Regions from separate parts of the Mus musculus genome. Here region 1 is linked to region 2. The links are chromatin loops, found by intact Hi-C in ENCODE. Cell type or tissue: heart. All regions are shown on one strand.

The links. Peaks named below come from ENCODE experiments on the same cell type or tissue, not always from the same donor. Only the 100,000 strongest peaks of a DNase experiment are listed, where the experiment ranks them.
Region 1: a loop joins it to region 2, with 2.6 times the contacts of the local background. A loop is called at or near these places in 5 of 42 quality-filtered maps.

The regions. Positions count from the first base shown.
Region 1 is chr19:41,619,398-41,627,397 of GRCm38, reverse strand. Slit1 (slit guidance ligand 1) reads left to right here. Exons shown (of 37, transcript NM_015748.3): 23 at 86-157; 24 at 1,805-1,876; 25 at 2,829-2,900. Among named protein-coding and RNA genes, the nearest start is that of Gm52407, 19 kb to the right of the region's middle. In heart, no CTCF peak of the experiment used is centred here; no DNase peak of the experiment used is centred here; H3K27ac peaks cover 733 bases.
Region 2 is chr19:41,477,598-41,485,597 of GRCm38, reverse strand. Lcor (ligand dependent nuclear receptor corepressor) reads right to left here and starts at 2,916. Exons shown (of 8, transcript NM_001370767.1): 1 at 2,815-2,916; 2 at 1,998-2,071. In heart, CTCF peaks have their summits at 3,336 and 4,471; DNase peaks (open chromatin) are centred at 1,857, 2,387, 2,937 and 4,197; H3K4me3 peaks cover 3,852 bases; H3K27ac peaks cover 2,902 bases; H3K27me3 peaks cover 558 bases.

The sequences.
Region 1 (8,000 bases), 140 kb before region 2:
TGGGAGGAAGAGGAGAGGCTCCAGACGGCACCCAGGGGCAAAGCCTTCTTTCTTTACAAACAAAGATGTTCTTGCTTCTTTCCAGGGACTTGAGCAACAACAAGATCAGTTCCTTGAGCAATTCTTCCTTCACCAACATGAGCCAGCTGACCACGCTGTGAGTGCCTGCCAGCAGGGCCGGGCGGGCACAGGGATATGGCATCAGGCTGTGCTGGCATCACTGGGATCACATGCAGGTGCCCCTTCCCACCAGAGAGGGGCCTGAGAGCCTACAGACTACATGACACCCAGCTTTTGGCCATTGTCAAATGTAAAAAAAAAAATATAGCACACACATGGCAAATATAAGCAATGCGGGCTAATGCCTGTGGCCAATGGCTTGGGATATTGTAGAAGCCAGCATGGGGTTTCTTAGCACACGGGCACAGCATTTTCAGAGGGTCTGATCTCACAACAATCTGAGCTGAACACAACCCTCACAACCCTCAGTAGTAGACTGGGTAAGGAAGGTGTAGTGAAGGCATACATAGGCATGAACATGGCTAGAACCCCAGTTGTCACCAAGGAACTGATCACAAGGACAGAGTAAGGAAAACAAGCCAAACATAAAAGTCTCTTCCAAATGACCTAACTCCTTGAGTTACACATCTTGTGCTGGGACCTGAGGACTTTCCCAGGTGAGACTTAGATCAAACCTGAAAGCCAGTACGGAAAGGGCCCCACTTAGCCAGCTTGTAAGACCAGAGTATGAGCAGAGGCCAGGTCTCCCGCTTGCATCTATGGGTCAGCTCATGCCCACCCTCACCTTCATGACAATCTGGTGACTTGCCCACTCTTCTCTGGAAAGATTTAACTGTGAATGGGCTTCCATGAGCCTGGTTGTGAAGGCCACCTCCACCTATGTGGTGTTTCAGGTCCTAGGTCCCAAGTACCTCTAGGGGCATTTGGCAACATCAGAAGACACGTAGTTGTTATACTGTGGAGGGAGGATGCTGCTAGCACAGAGTGGCCAGAGGTTGGGAGGACCACACCCCTCCCTCAGCACCATGGAGTGGCTAGAGTTCAGGGAGACCACAGCCCTCCCTCAGCACCTGGAAAAGCCCCACAGCCTGGAGCTGACAATAATGCTGAGCTTGACAAACTCGACTAAGCGATCTCAGCAGCCATGAGGAATGCGGTGTTCTTTCCTCTGCCGTGGGCAGTTCCCTTCACTTGGATTTTTAAAAATAATTCTATTTAGGTATATTAATATGCAACAAACATCCAATATTAAAGCATAGACATTGATAGCCGGGAGTGATGACTCATAATCCCAGCACGGAGGCACGGGGATTGCTGCAAGTTCGAGGCTAGCTAGGACTACATAGCAAGACCCTGTCTCAAAAAGGGTACAGATTTTGGCCAACTTTTCTATAATGACAGCACCAGGAAAGCCCTCACCACAACCTGAACCTCTGAACCTGGTCAGAGATTCACATAAAAAGATTCACTTTGTTTGGTGAGTCGGCATAATTACTCTGAGATCCTTCCACATGTGGCTGGTTCCTTCCCTTGATGCCAGAGGCATGCTCTCCGGTCTGCATATCTATCACAGAATCAGCTCCCTCACCAATCTGCCTGTCTGCCCTTGGTCGGTTCATTTATGTGGGTTAGCATGTGGGCTCTAGAAATACAACCCTAATACAAATACTGTTAACTAACTTCATAACATAACCCTGGCCTCAAAGCCTCAGCTTGCTCACCCATAGGATGGGTTAGGAATAGCCCTTCATCCCTGCCTTAGCTTCCTCCCTCCTCCCTGCAGGATCCTCAGCTACAATGCCCTCCAGTGCATCCCTCCTCTGGCCTTTCAAGGACTTCGTTCGCTGCGCCTGCTGTAAGTCTCTCCCAACTCATTCTTCTAGGAGACCTACCCATGACCCAAGACCTACCTACCCAAACCCCCTGGTGGAGCCCCAGCAGGGACAGTTATATCCAATGATGGGAGATGAGAATACTCTCATTCAGATCCTTTATAAAAGGAATGCTATGCATAGGAAATGAGCCAAGAGGTGACCATCATCCCAAGTTGAATTTGTGTAACTGTTTATGATAGGGGAGGGATGCCTAAAATAAAGGAGTCTTTTGTTTGCACGAGAGACTTCTGTTCAGATTTACAATGTTTGTTTCCAGAGAGCTGTGAACTTTTCTACAAGTTCTCACAGTGAATGTTTTGACCAAAACATTCTGTTGTGTCTGTTATGATGACTCCTGAGCCTTCAGAACCAAGATGACACTCCTCCGGTTCTAATTTATAGCTGGCTATGTTCATCTTCTTGCAAACAGCCTATTCTGCCTCTGTCTCCAGGCTAAGAAAGAGGGCCTGTGTGCCTACATGTCTTTTTTTTTTTTAAAGATTTATTTATTATTATGTGTATGTACGCTGTAGCTGTTTTCAGACACACCAGAAGAGGGCGTCAGATCTCATTATGAGATATCTGTGAGCCACCATGTAGTTGCTGGGATTTGAACTCAGGACCTTTGGAAGAGCAGTCTGTGCTCTTATTCGCTGAGTCATCTTTCCAGCCTGCCTACATGTCTTATTTATGATATAAACTCAGTACTTGAACTATTTAAATGGCGAAATCCGTTTTCCCAAAGTACAAGGGCATAGCACGGCCTAGCTGGACTCTAAGGACTCCTTTTCCCTTTCTGGTGTCTGCTGGACTGTAGATTATCTCCCTATTAGTAGACACCCAAATGTCCATTCAGCAAGGGCTAGGATGGTCCTCCTTTGGGCACCCCACTCTATCCCTGGAGCTGCCTCCAGTAGCATCTTCTCTCCTCAGGTCTTTGCATGGCAATGATGTCTCCACCCTCCAAGAGGGCATCTTTGCAGACGTGACGTCTCTGTCTCACCTGTAAGTAATGCCAGCCCAATTCTCTGAGCCTTGTTGAATTTAAGCAGAACCTGGAGTCTGAAGGAGACCCAGCTCCTCAAACCAGCAGAACATGGTGCCTTTGTCTTGAAATTGAGTCTGGGATCTTTCCCCAGATCCCTTCTTGACCTCATACACACCCAGTAGTTCACGGGGACTGTGAGGGAGTACAGGACATTAGCAGGTGGTAGCAAGCATTTATTGGTTGCTTGTGCTGTCACCTGCCAGTGTGACCTCCCATGTCCCCATAATGATCCCACAACATGGGCAATGTCTCCTTGTTTTACACATAAGGAACTAAGGCTAGGGAAAGGAAGGGAGACATTTGCTTGAAGCTGCCTGGCTGGTGAGGGGGTGGCTCCTACCCCACTGCCCATGCTTCATACCATCCTCATATCACCTGTCTCATCTCACACCACGGGGACGAGCACCAGAAGTATGTCTCCCAAAGAGATAGAATCGCATAGAATTGCTTCGCAAGCCCTACAGCTTGCAGTGCCGTGGTGGTGAGTCTTTAAAAGCATACGGTTGGGAAGATGGCTCAGTCAGTAAAGTGTTAGCCTTGCAAGCCTGAGGACCACAGTTTGACACCCCAGAACTCACATAAAAAGCTGGGCAGGGTAGGATGTACTTGTAATCCTATAGCCGAGAGGCAGACACAAGCAGATCCCTGGGGCTCACTGACCAGCTGACCAGCCTTGCCTGCTTGGTGAATTCCAGGCCGGTGAGAGACCCTGCCTCAAAGGAAAAGCATGGGGACCTGAAAAACAACACACAAGGGTGTCCTCTGGCCTCCAGATGCACATGCACACACAGATGTGTATACAAACAATCATAGGCACACCACACACGAACAAAAAGGGAATTAATGTCTCAAAGTACAGAGTTTGAAGTGATGCAAACACTTTGGAAATGAGTAATGGAGATGGTCACCTGGGGATGGGAATACAGTTAGCATTTCTGACTTGCACACCGAATGTGTTAAAAAGTGACCAAGAGTGTATTTTTATGTATTATATATAAAACAATGAAGGAATAGATAAGCCTGGGGCTGAGGAGGGTTGTCCTCACCCTAGAGATTGGGTGAGTGCAGAAAAGGCATCTTCCTGGCGTTTCCTGGTAGCGTTGGCTGTGGCATGCACATGGACTGTGAATGGGCGGCTTTGGCTCTTTACCTCTGAGCCCGCTCCACTTCCAGGGCATGAGTGGGTGGGCATACTTAGATCAGAGAACCTTGGTATCCCAAGTTTTTCTCAGTGTCCCCTCAACCATCTTAGATGTCCCTGGTTCTGAGAATCACCTTTCCCATATTTTAATCTGTAAAGTGAGAGTGATCTTAAAACAGACATTGCCTTCATATATGTATATATTTTAGGGAGCTTCGTCTATGTTAGGTTTCCTTATGACCTCTCAAATGTTCCTTAATTGTAGCTGCCTCTCCTGGATTCTCTCCTAGTCCCATTTTAATTCCCTATCCCAACTTTATCCTCCTGTTCCAGTCCCTGTCCCCCATCCATAACTACATATTCTATTTACATCTCCTAGGGACATCTATCTGTCCCCTCCTAGTCCCCACACTACCCCTAACCTCTGCGGTTCTATGAATTGTAGTCTGTTTCTCATTGATGGAACAGCTAATAGCCACACATAAGAGAACACATACCAGGTTTGTCTTTCTGGGTCTGGGTTACCTCACTCAGAATGATTTTTTTTTTCTAGTTCCACCCATTTCCCCGTGAATTTCCTGATTTTATTTCATTCTTTTTAAATGGCTGAGTAGTACGTCACTGTGTAAATGTACTACATACAAATCCCTAATTCTTTCATCTGTTGAGGGACATCTAGGTTGCTTCCATTTCTGGCTGAATAGAGCAGCCACGGACATAGTTGAGCGAGTGTCCTTGTGGTAGGATGCGGGGTCCTTCGAGCATATGCCCAGGAGTGGGTTAGCTGGATCTTGAGGTAGATCGATTCCCAGCTTCTTGAGGAACTGCCATATTGATTTCACGGCGGCTGTACAAGTTTGCGTTCCCACCAGCCGTGCTCCCCTTGCCCCACATCCTCGCCAAGATGAGCTGTCAGTTGTTTTATTGATCTCAGCCACTCTGACAGGTGTAAGATGGAATCTCAGGGTCGTTTTGATTTGCATTTCCCTGCTGACTCAGGATGTTTAACATTTCTTTAAGTGTTTCTCAGCCATTTGCAATTCCTCTATTGAGCATTCTGTTTAGAGCTGCACTCCATTTTTTAATTGGGTTGGTTTGTTTTAGTTCTTATATTCTGCATATTAGCCCTCTATCAGATGTGTAGCTGGGGAAATTCTTTTCCCGTTCTGTGGGTTGCCGCTTTGTCGGGATGATGGTATCGTTTGCCTTAGAGAAGCTTTTCAGGTCCCACTTGTTAATTGTTGATCTTGGTGCCTGAACTAATGGCGTTCTGTTCAGGAAGTCTTTTCCTGTGCCAATGAGTTCAACGCTGTCCCCCACTTTCCTTTCCAGGGTCAGACAGCACATGTCCTAAACGAGCAAACCTAAAGCTGTCATAACTAACTTTGATCCTATAGCTGTCTTTGGGAGAAAAAGTGCTATCAAGCCCGAGGCCAGATCTATTTCATAAGAAATCAGTTAAGGTCATTTGTCCATTAGCCTACCATCCGCTAATGTTAGTCAGCTCTCTATTACCATAGCAACATACCTGAGACAATCAACTTCATTTTTGCCTCACAGCCTCAGAGAATTCAGACCATAGTTGGGGAGCTATATTGCTTTGGGCCTGTGGTAAGGTTGCACATCATGTTGGGAACATGTGGATGATGAAGTTTTTGACCCCATGATAGTTGGGAAGAAAGGAAGAGGCGAGGCCAGGGTACAAACTACAGCATCTCCCATGTATCCATCAGAAGACATATGCCAGCTCAGGTGTCTAACCTGCAGTCCAACGCCAAAAGGCTACGTGTCTGTCATGGCTCGTGCCACAGCTTGCCAACACTGTCCTTTCATTGCTACAATCCTGCATTTTGCTGCCTTTATTCTGCTACAGACTAGAAAGCTTAATTTCTCAATGTTCATTGAGAAGTGGGCGTGAAAATTCAGTAGAAATGATTCATTACATCTTGCCACGCCCATATGATAAAACAGTGAGTAGTTAATGACTGTATGGCACCGTAATCTGTATTCAATGACATGCAGAATAATTAATGTGATACAAATATGAACATAAAAATTGATGGGGCCATGTATATGCCTGTGCTCCCAGGACTGAGAAGATGGCAAGTTATAGGCTACTTAACGGGAGCTTGTCAATGGACGAAAGGAAGGAAGGAGGGAAGGAGGGAGGAAGGAGGTAAGAAGAAATAGGAAGGAGGGAGGGTAGGAAGGAGGGAAGGAAGGAAGGAAGGAAGGAAGGAAGGAAGGAAGGAAGGAAGGAAGGAAGGAAGGGAGGAAGGGAGGAGAGAAGCAGGCAGGCTGGAAGGGAATATACTCAACTGAAGTTGATTCTATTTTAGGATGGATGATAGTTTTCTTCCGGCATTCCTTTGTGCTGAAGGCTTGTGCCCTTCCCGTGTGCTTGGCAGGCCTGACTCAGTTAATGCTGACTGACACAGCGAGTGGTTTGGGTGGCTAGTGTCTGGTCCAGCTCTGGAATTAATGGCTCCTGTTTCAGGGCACCGCTTTTGCAGCCTCTGGGTGCAGGGGATGAAGACAGTTCCACACACATAGAAACGCATGAATGGGTTGGGCAGGTAGAGGGTTTTACAGCTTGAGAATTATTCTGACCGCAGACAGGAGAGGCTGTTTCAGGCTAGGCTCCATTAATAGAGCAGGCATAAGCAGACCACACAGCTAATGTTTCAGTGCGCCCGAGTTATACTAATGACCAACAACACGGGGCTATTTATAATCTTGCCGGACGCCAGAGTGTGTTCCCAACCCACAGTCCTTTGGACTGGAAGAGAGCCTGGCTGCTGCCCTCCCCAGCTATGTCTCCCTGGGTCCTACCCATTCTCCACTTCCGGATAAACTCTCAGTTGTCTTTACTTTTTAAAAAGGTTAACGAATTAGTAAATATTCCGAGACTGGATCATACTACATAGCTAGACTGACCTGACATCTCTGGTCTTCCTACCTTAGCCTTCTGATTTTATTTCTTTTTAAAACTTTTGATTAAAATGTATAAGTAAGTTATGCCAGGCATGGTGCAGTGTGCCTTTAATCCTAGAACTCAGGAGGCAGAAGCAGGTAGATTTCTGTGTTCGAGGCCAGCCTGGTCTACAGAGTGGGTTCCAGGACAGCCAGAGCTATACAGAGAAACCCTATCTCAAATAAAACAACAAACAAAAACAGAGAGAGAGAGAGAGAGAGAGAGAGAGAGAGAGGAGAAAAGAGGAAAAAGGAAGGGAGGGAGTGGAGAGGGAGGGAGAGACAGAGAGAGAGAGAGAGAGGAGAAAAGAGGAAAAAGGAAGGGAGGGAGGGGAGAGGGAGGGAGAGACAGACAGAGAGAGAGAGAGAGAGAGAGAGAGAGAGAGAGAGAGAGAGAGAGGAAGAGAAAAACATATAAGTTGTGGTTCACATTGGCTTCTGTTGGACAAGATGGTTCCCAGGAGAAAGAGAGCGGTAGAAACTACCAGAGGGGGGACAGGTGGTTCTCAACTGGGAAGACCCAGCCTTGGGCAAGTGGAAGCTTAAAATGGTGAGTGAGGGGCTGACCTCTGCTCAGGACAGAAACAAATAACTGCATGTGGGATAAGCCAGGACGCTTGAGTGGCTTGTAGGAGACTTCGGCCCTGTGGTTTTGGGGAATGAACTGGGAAGGGACATTGAGATCCCAGGTGCGGCTCTGTTGATGTTTGTGGCATGTCTTTGAAGCTCTGAGTCACGTCAAGGGCCCCAAGTTCCAGATGACCTCAGGTGCTTCGAGCACTTTTTCTATCAAGACCCTGTTCGTGGTTGACTTCTACCCACTAGAGTTCACTAAAGTTCTATGTTCAGCTTTTTAATGTCATGGTTATGATCTACTGTACTTTTTAGTAATTTGAAAAATAATACGGCAAATGTAAGTATTTCAAATAGACCATTAGATCTG
Region 2 (8,000 bases):
TTATTACTGACTCCATAACTTGTCTTCCAGAAATCACTGGCCCCTTACTCCCTCTGTGCCAAAAACAGCAAGAAGGAAAACTAAATCCTGAACATGACTGAAATTTCATTTTTAACCCGAAGACTGTTATAAATTAAGTTTCACTTAGAAACCAAACACCCCTAAAATATTAAGATAATCAACCAAGAGAATCAGAAGATTACCTGCACAGAACAAATCCTAGTAAAACAAGAGCTATTGCATCTGATAACAAACAGCACAGCTCCTTTTAAACTATAGCCTGCCAGCCCTTTATAACACAAACCTCATAGCACCACTTAAAACACTCCCCTTAGAGAACAAAATTACATGTAACAAAAGAGAAAATATGACGCCCAATTGACTTTAGCTGAGCAATTATCGATAAGTATTAGTACTTAAAATACCATCTGTAGCTGGGATTCTAAAAGCTCCCGGACATCATCTAAAAATGGAAATCTAGAGTTCCAAACATTCGCTCAGAAAAATCAGTCACCAACTCAAAAACATTCTCCAAAGACTCCATTTGACTCTGAGAGTCAATTGAGGTGTTTACAGGAGAATTTTATTAGGAAACAAAACAAAACATTTTTGTCCAGAAGCAGTTATCAACCACTAATACAATTAATGAAAAGAAAGGGGAGGTCACAGAACACAAGGATTTTAAAGCAAACAGCATAGGGATACTCATTGAAATAATTTAAACAAAAGCTGTATCTACACAAGAAATTTGAAGGGTTGCATTTCTCAATTCCACAGTATTTTAAGCACTAAAATGCCCTCCAGGACACAATCAATCACCAAGAGTAAAACACTACAAAAAAACAAAACAAAACAAAACAAAAACAAAACCCTTCTAGTTTCAGTCTTTTGTATTAACTAAGAATCCAGAAAACGCCTCAATTAGATGTTTCTCAAAACCTGCCCTGTACACTTACTTGACGATGACAAATAACGTAATTCCTAAGTGCTTAAGCCCATGTCACATTATAGCAAATGTGTGACAGGTCATGGAAAACAAAACAAGCAGAAGCAGAAGAGAGCAAAGACAGCTAGAGCCGAAACGGCTGCTTCCTGGAGGGCAGGGCAGGGCTTGGATTGGCAAGAGGGAAATTTTAACCTGTATTCAAAAAGGTAAATCACCTCCTCCCCCAAAATTGCTCAGATTTTCATTATTTACCCAAGTATACATTTAAAAATATATACTTTTAACCTCTGGACAACCAAAGTGGTATCAAATATCTTACCGAATTAATTACATTTGGTATTACAGTCTAAGTCTTTAATAAATTCACAATACACATTTTCATAACGAAATACTGCAAAAAATGGCAGTGCTCATTTTCTCTAAGTACAGGTTACCTTATTTTCCACTTTTTTTAAAGTTTTAGTTTTGCTTTTTCATCTATTACCAAAAAAACATCCCTTATGGGACATTGTAAAAGGGCAGACCCTCCTGTCAAGCCAGAAGGCTCCAACACAAAGACTGAGCTAACCAAGTGCTGTAATTCTTCCAAACTGAGGCTCTCCACACCCCCTCCACCCTCCCCCCCCCCCAGCAGATATGTCTATTAAATCAGTGTCTGTTCTCCCCCTCGCACAACAAAGAGAACTTCTCACCGCATGAAATTGCCGCTGAATGGACACCAGAAAGCAGGATTTGCATAATTCCTTCCAACGAAACCCCATCGGGAAAGAGGGGACCCCGGGCCCAAGTGGACGGACAGAATTTCCCAGGTCCGTCTGAGGAAGACCTGAATCCCTAGAACGCGCCCCATCCACACGGGGGGCTGGAATTCCGGGCCTCCCCGAGGACTGGGCGTGGGGGACAGAGGACGACGAGAGGGCATTTCCCCACACATCAGCCGCACCGAAGCAGAGACGGGGAAATAACAATGCTGAGGACATTAGAGTCAGACACAAGGATGGACAGAGGCTAGGGGGCGGCGGGTGGAGCAGACACCACAAGAGCCACTTACTTTTTGGAGGGGGGTTAAATATGTGAGTTAAGCCCTTATGGTCCCGCCGGCCGCCGCACAGAGGGAAACGGGACCTTGGGAGAGAAAAACAGACAAAACACACAGTGTGAGAGGTGCAGCTCGCCTCCCGGCCCCTCCCGGGCGCCCCCCACTCCCGTCCACGCTCCCGCCGCCCGGGGAAGCGCGCCGGTCGCCGGCCGCCGGGGCTCCGCGGAGGGGACCAGGGTGACCCCCCCGCCCGGCTTCCCACCCGGGCCTCCCCGCCGCGCGCGCACGCCAAACACAAATCCGCACACACCGACCCGTGCGTCGAGGACTAACTCCGCAGCCGCCGCTGCCAGCAGAGGAAGTGCAGCCGCTGCCCCCCGCGGCCATGACACCCCACTTGGCTCGCTCAGGCGGACGCGGGGCCTGTGACAGCTCCGGCTCCCTCCGCCCCCATCTCCACCTCACGCCTCGCACACGCCCGAGCGCCGCCGCGCGTGCACGCGTGCACGGGGGCGCGCCGCCGGCGTGGGGGAGGGGCGCGGGGCGAGGGCAGGTGGGGGCGACCCCGTGCGTCCCGGCGCGCTGGCGGCGGCGGCGGCGGGCCCGGCGTCCACAATGCGCCCGCTGGGGGAGAGGCCGCGCGTCCGAGCCCGCCCCGCGAGCCGAGGGGAGGGGCGCCGCGGCGGCGCGCTCGCGCTCCGGGGGGTGGGGGAGGGGGCCGAGCCCGGGAGGGCGCGCGGGGCCGGAGCGCGGCGGACTCTGCCCTGCTCCCTCCCACGCACGGGAGGCCGGCGGCCGGGCGGCCCGGGGCACCGGTGGAGGGCCTCACCTACACAGTGGATGAGCTTGTGGCGCCACGAGTCCAGTTCTTGCCGAAAGCCGCGTCTCTCAACGGAGCATTGCTGCCGCCTACACACCCTCGCCATCTTCTGCCGCCCGCCCGGCCCTGCCTCCGCCGCGGCCCCGCGCACGCCCAGCCGCGTCGCCCGGGGCCGCGCACGCACCCGTGGCCTGGGCGTCGCGCCTCCCGCCGGGGGCGGCGCGGGGGCAAGGCTGCGCTCACCTCCCCGTGGCCCCGTGGCGGCCCGCTCCTCCTCCCGCCCGCCCGCCCGCCCGGCGTCCCCGCGCACCAGCTCTGCGTCCCACGTCCAGTCCCCCCGCCCCGCCCGGAACGGCGTCTTTCTACGCCGGCGCTCGGTCCCCGCGCCGCCCTCGCTCTCCAGGCAGGCCACGGTGGCCCCGGCCCTCCCCGGGGCTTTTGGGTTTTAAACTAGTCCCATCTATCACTTCCTACCTGCCTATCGGCCCGCACCAACTGTTGCAAGTTCCGCACCATTGCTTCTCGCAACTTCTCGGTCGAAACGGCTCCTCCCACGGGGGCGCCGTGCAAGAGCAGAAATAGGAATAAATGCCCGGATGCCCTTGGAGGCATTGAGCCCCGAGGTTTGCAAAGGTGAAGTGGATAATTTTAAGTTTTAAGTTATCGAAATGCTTCGCCGGTATTCATAAGCCCCAATTTAAAAAAAAAAAAAAAAGAAAAGGGTTTTAAGTCAAATAAAAAGCCTAGGGGATCTCTTACTAGCAAGACTGATCATAGTTGAAAGTCTTAAGAGAGCTGAGAAAAAAAAATGTGCTAGTAGAAAATGAATTTCAAACTTTCAAACAACAGCTTAAGAATATGTTGGGAAATATACGCCCAGATCCGTAGTTCAGGAAAGGACTCAGAACATTTTGATGAGAAAGGATTTCCAGGTGCCTTCTGGGATAATTAAACCACCTTGCACAGGGAGCCTTGTTTTGTTTAAACATCACACTATTAATTACTTGATTTATTTGAAAGAGAGGAGAAAGAGCAAGGAGGAAATAGGAAATGAAAAAAACGGAAATGGCTACTTACCAATACAAGCTAGGTGGCCTCTTCCTCACCCTTAGAATTTGAGAGTGCATTCCTTCTAAATATTTAAATGTAAGTATTTCTGTAGGTAAAACAAAATCATCACTTGACCTCAAGGATTCCACTGATGTGTATCAAGTCTGGGTCTTTGAAGGGAGGGCGCTCTGGCGTGGGAACGGGGGTAACTGCCCCTAAGAATGACTTGGTGGGTCTCCTGGATAGGAGTAAGATTACGGGTAGTAGGCACCTTCCATCTCAGAGCCAATTAGATTTCCACAATTCTCAAAGCCCGCACTGTTTCATCGCTTTAGACTACTACACCATCAGCCGACCACGATGGTGCACACCTGGTAATAGCAACAGTTCGGTGGGCTGAGAGGCAGGATTGCAAATGCCAGGCCAGCCTGGGCAACATAATGAGACCGTGTCTCAAAGCAAGACCCCTGGCAAATAAAGTCTTAGGTCAGACTTCGTTGAGTTTCTGTGTGGTTATTACTACCCTGGGTTAGGTGGGGAGAAGATCAAAGGGAAATGACCGCTAGCTGGGAGAAACCATCCCGTTCCCTATCTCTAGCGTGAAATTCCTTTCCTCACCACTAGGTGGTGGGTTTCAATCTTGTAGATTTTAAGCAACTTTCTGTGATGGTTGGAGAAAGTGTTTCATAAAACATTTTGTTGTTTTTAATAAGTGAGCAATGTACAAGTTAAAAGTAGTTAATAATATACTTTTCAAATCAGGATCCATATGTTTTAAAACAAGTCAAGGGAAATAGTTTCTCAACATAACCTCTTGGAACAGTGGTTCTCAACCTTCCTAATGCTGCGAACCTTTAGTACAATTCCTCAGGCTGTGGTGACCCCCAACCATACAATTATTTTGTTGCTTCATCATAACTAATTTTGCCACTGTTATGAATCGTAATGTAAATATTTTTGGAGATAGAGGCTTGCCAGCAGGGTCACAACCCACAAGTCGAGAACCCTTGAAGTCTCAACCATACAGATTCAGAGATTTCTAAGGGATCTCAGAGATTAATTCAAAGTGGAAACAAGCATTCTTGTTCCTTTCAGCCAGAAGCCCAGACAAGTCAGATTGAATAACAGAAGGTGTGGGGTCAGTAGAAGCAGGCACAAACCCAGAGACAAGTTTCCAATTCTGAACTTAATGCTATGTCCGCTGCTCCACTGTGAACCTCTGCTTCTACTTCATTTATTTAAAGTAGAGAACCAACCTATAATTGACTCTTCATGATGCTTTTTTGAAAGACAATATGCTAGACTGTAATGATGATGATGATGATGATGATGATGATGAAGAATAGTGGTTTTGTTTAGTCCTTGAGACTTTGCCTCTTCGGAATGTGAAGTAGGTTTTGCTCTGCCATCCTTCCCAGTGTACAGGTTGTTATGGTTTGAGTGTGAATGTCTCCCACAGACTCATGTGTTTGAACTCTTGGTCCTCCCTCAGCTGGTGGCCCTGATTTGTAAATGTTGTAGAAGCTTTGGGACAGGCACCCTAGCTGACAGATCTAGCTGCACATCTGGAGGACTGCAATCTTGCCCAGCTCCTGCCCTGAACTCTGCGCTTCCTTGTGGGTGCCACACTGTCACAGAAACCCTCCCACCATGCCTTCCTTGTCATGAGGCACCAAATGTCCTGTGCTCTTCTCTCTAATTGCGAGTCAGAATAAACCTCCCCTTACATTCTGTCACAGCAATGAAAGAAACAATCTAGGAGAATTGGAACCATGTGGCTCTTGGGTTTCATAGTCAGTTTGCAGGAAGAATGTGGAATAGTTTGGAGCTATGGGCTGGAGAGGGTATTCTGGCGGGGGTTGAGAAGTTCAGGATGCCATAAAAAGGCACAGTGTTCACTCTGCTGATGAAGTTTCAGAGAAAAACAAGAGTTCTTTCGGAAAATGGGGCAGAAGCTATTTGTGTTATAGTCTGGCAAAGAATCTGGCTGCATCTGCCTATATCCGGAAAGTATGAGAAATGCTCAGATTTAAAATAATGGACTAATTTGTTTGATAAAAGGAAATTCAAGATAGCGTATCAGTCAGCAGTGGCACAAATATTGCTCACTTCCGTTAGCCAGTCAGGTTTACATGAGAATTCTCAGGAGAAAGAAGTGGGGACCTGTGTATAGATCGGGGCAGGGTTGTAAACAACCAATAGAGCAGCTACAAAGTGAAGATAGCTGTCAAGGTCAAATGTACACACAAGGAAGCCTACAACCCTGTCCGGGACAATAGGAATGGTGTCTAGAGGGTAGCCTCTGCCATTGAAGGATCCAGCACGCCTTGCCCTAATAGCACAGAGAGGACACTCAGCTGTGGTCCCAGGGAGCCAGACTGTGGTCCCAGGGAGCCAGACTGTGGTCCCAGGGAGCCAGACTGCATCTTGAGTGGCTATCAAAACTCAGTTCTATCTGCACAGTGCTAATTTTGTCAGCATATAGAATATAAAAGTTACAGGTGTATAAACTGACAACATGACCACTCCATGCTGAGGGGGAAGATTTTTTTTTTAAACATGTTGATTTCCTTTATTTTAGATTTATTTACTTATTTATTTATTTACTTACTTACTTATTTCATGTATGCGAGTACACTGTAGCTGTCTCCAGACACACCAGAAGAGGGTATCAGATCCCATTACAGATGGTTGTGAGTCACCATGTGGTTGCTGGGAATTGAACTCAGGACCTCTGGAAGAAAATTCAGTGCTCTTAACCTCTGAGCCATCTCTCCAGCCCAGATTTTTTTTTTTTTTTTTTTTTTTGTTTTTTGTTTTTTGTTTTTCGAGACAGGGTTTCTCTGTGTAGCCCTGGCTGTCCTGGAACTCACTTTGTAGACCAGGCTGGCCTCGAACTCAGAAACCCACCTGCCTCTGCCTCCCGAGTGTTGGGATTAAAGGCATGTGCCACCACGCCCGGCTTCCAGAAGATTTTTATTGTAGATGTGAGAGGTAGAACAGCTGGATACAACTGTCAGAGTGCAGAGCAGAGAATCTGAACTTGGGCAGCAGACTAGATCTGGCCAGGAGAGAAGCAGGAGCAGTGCAGAGAAACAGAGAGAGGGAGGAGGGAGACAGTGTGGTGGTTTCAATAGGAATGGCCCCTACAGACTCCTGTGTTTGAATGTTTGGCTGTAAGGAGTGGAACTATCAAGAAGTGGTTGAAGTCTTGTTGGAGGAAGCATGTCACTGTGGAGGTGGGCTCTAAGGTTTTATATGCTCAAGCTACACCCAGTGTTGCTTCTACTGCCTGCTGAATAAGTTGTAGAACTCTCACCTCCTTCCCCATCACCATGCCTGCCAGCGTGCCACGGTGCTTCCCACCATGAACTGAAAGCTAGCTCAAATTAGGGTTTCCCTTTATAAAAGTTGCCTTGGCCATTGTGTCTCTTCACTGAGATAAAAACCCAAACTTAATACAGATAGAGAGTAAAGGCATCGCCAAAACAGCAGGCTTACCAGGAGAATGAGTAACTGGGGGTTGGGGAGAGGGGAGCCCATGAGCTGGAGGGAACTTAAGGTAAGGAAGCAGGTCAGAAGAGCTAGGATGTTAGCATGAACTTTGTGTAACACGTGCTTGTGACACTAAGGGTGCCTGGAGGCCAGCTTATACTTTGGTATTCTAATAGGTACTACAGGTAGCCATTTGTCCTTTCTGCCTGAAGTTAAGGAAATGACTCCTTCTAGTAGAAGGGGAACCAGCTTTTCAAGTTCCAGAGGAATGCTGGCTTTTATCTAAGAAATCCTCCAGGAGTCCAAGTTGAGCCCATTTCTAGGATTTGGACTGCCGTTTGGAGTTCGGGGGATTGGAATTGCCTGTAGACCTAATGGCAGGGTCGTGGAGGCTTACAGGAAGCTGCTGAGGCCAGGCAATGTGCAGCAGGGTCAGGTTCCCAGCATGGAGTTCCAGGGCGCACGGTGAGGGTGAGACCTAAGCTGCAGTGCAGCCCCCAGGGTGTTGAAGATACCAGAAACCTGATACCTCTGCTGGAGTGAACTGCCCTTATCATAGAGTGGAGGCAGCCCAAGAGCTAACCTATTTATTGCAGGTAGCAGAGCTACAGAGGTGGGGGGGGAGGGGGTACCCAAACCCTTAGGAACCC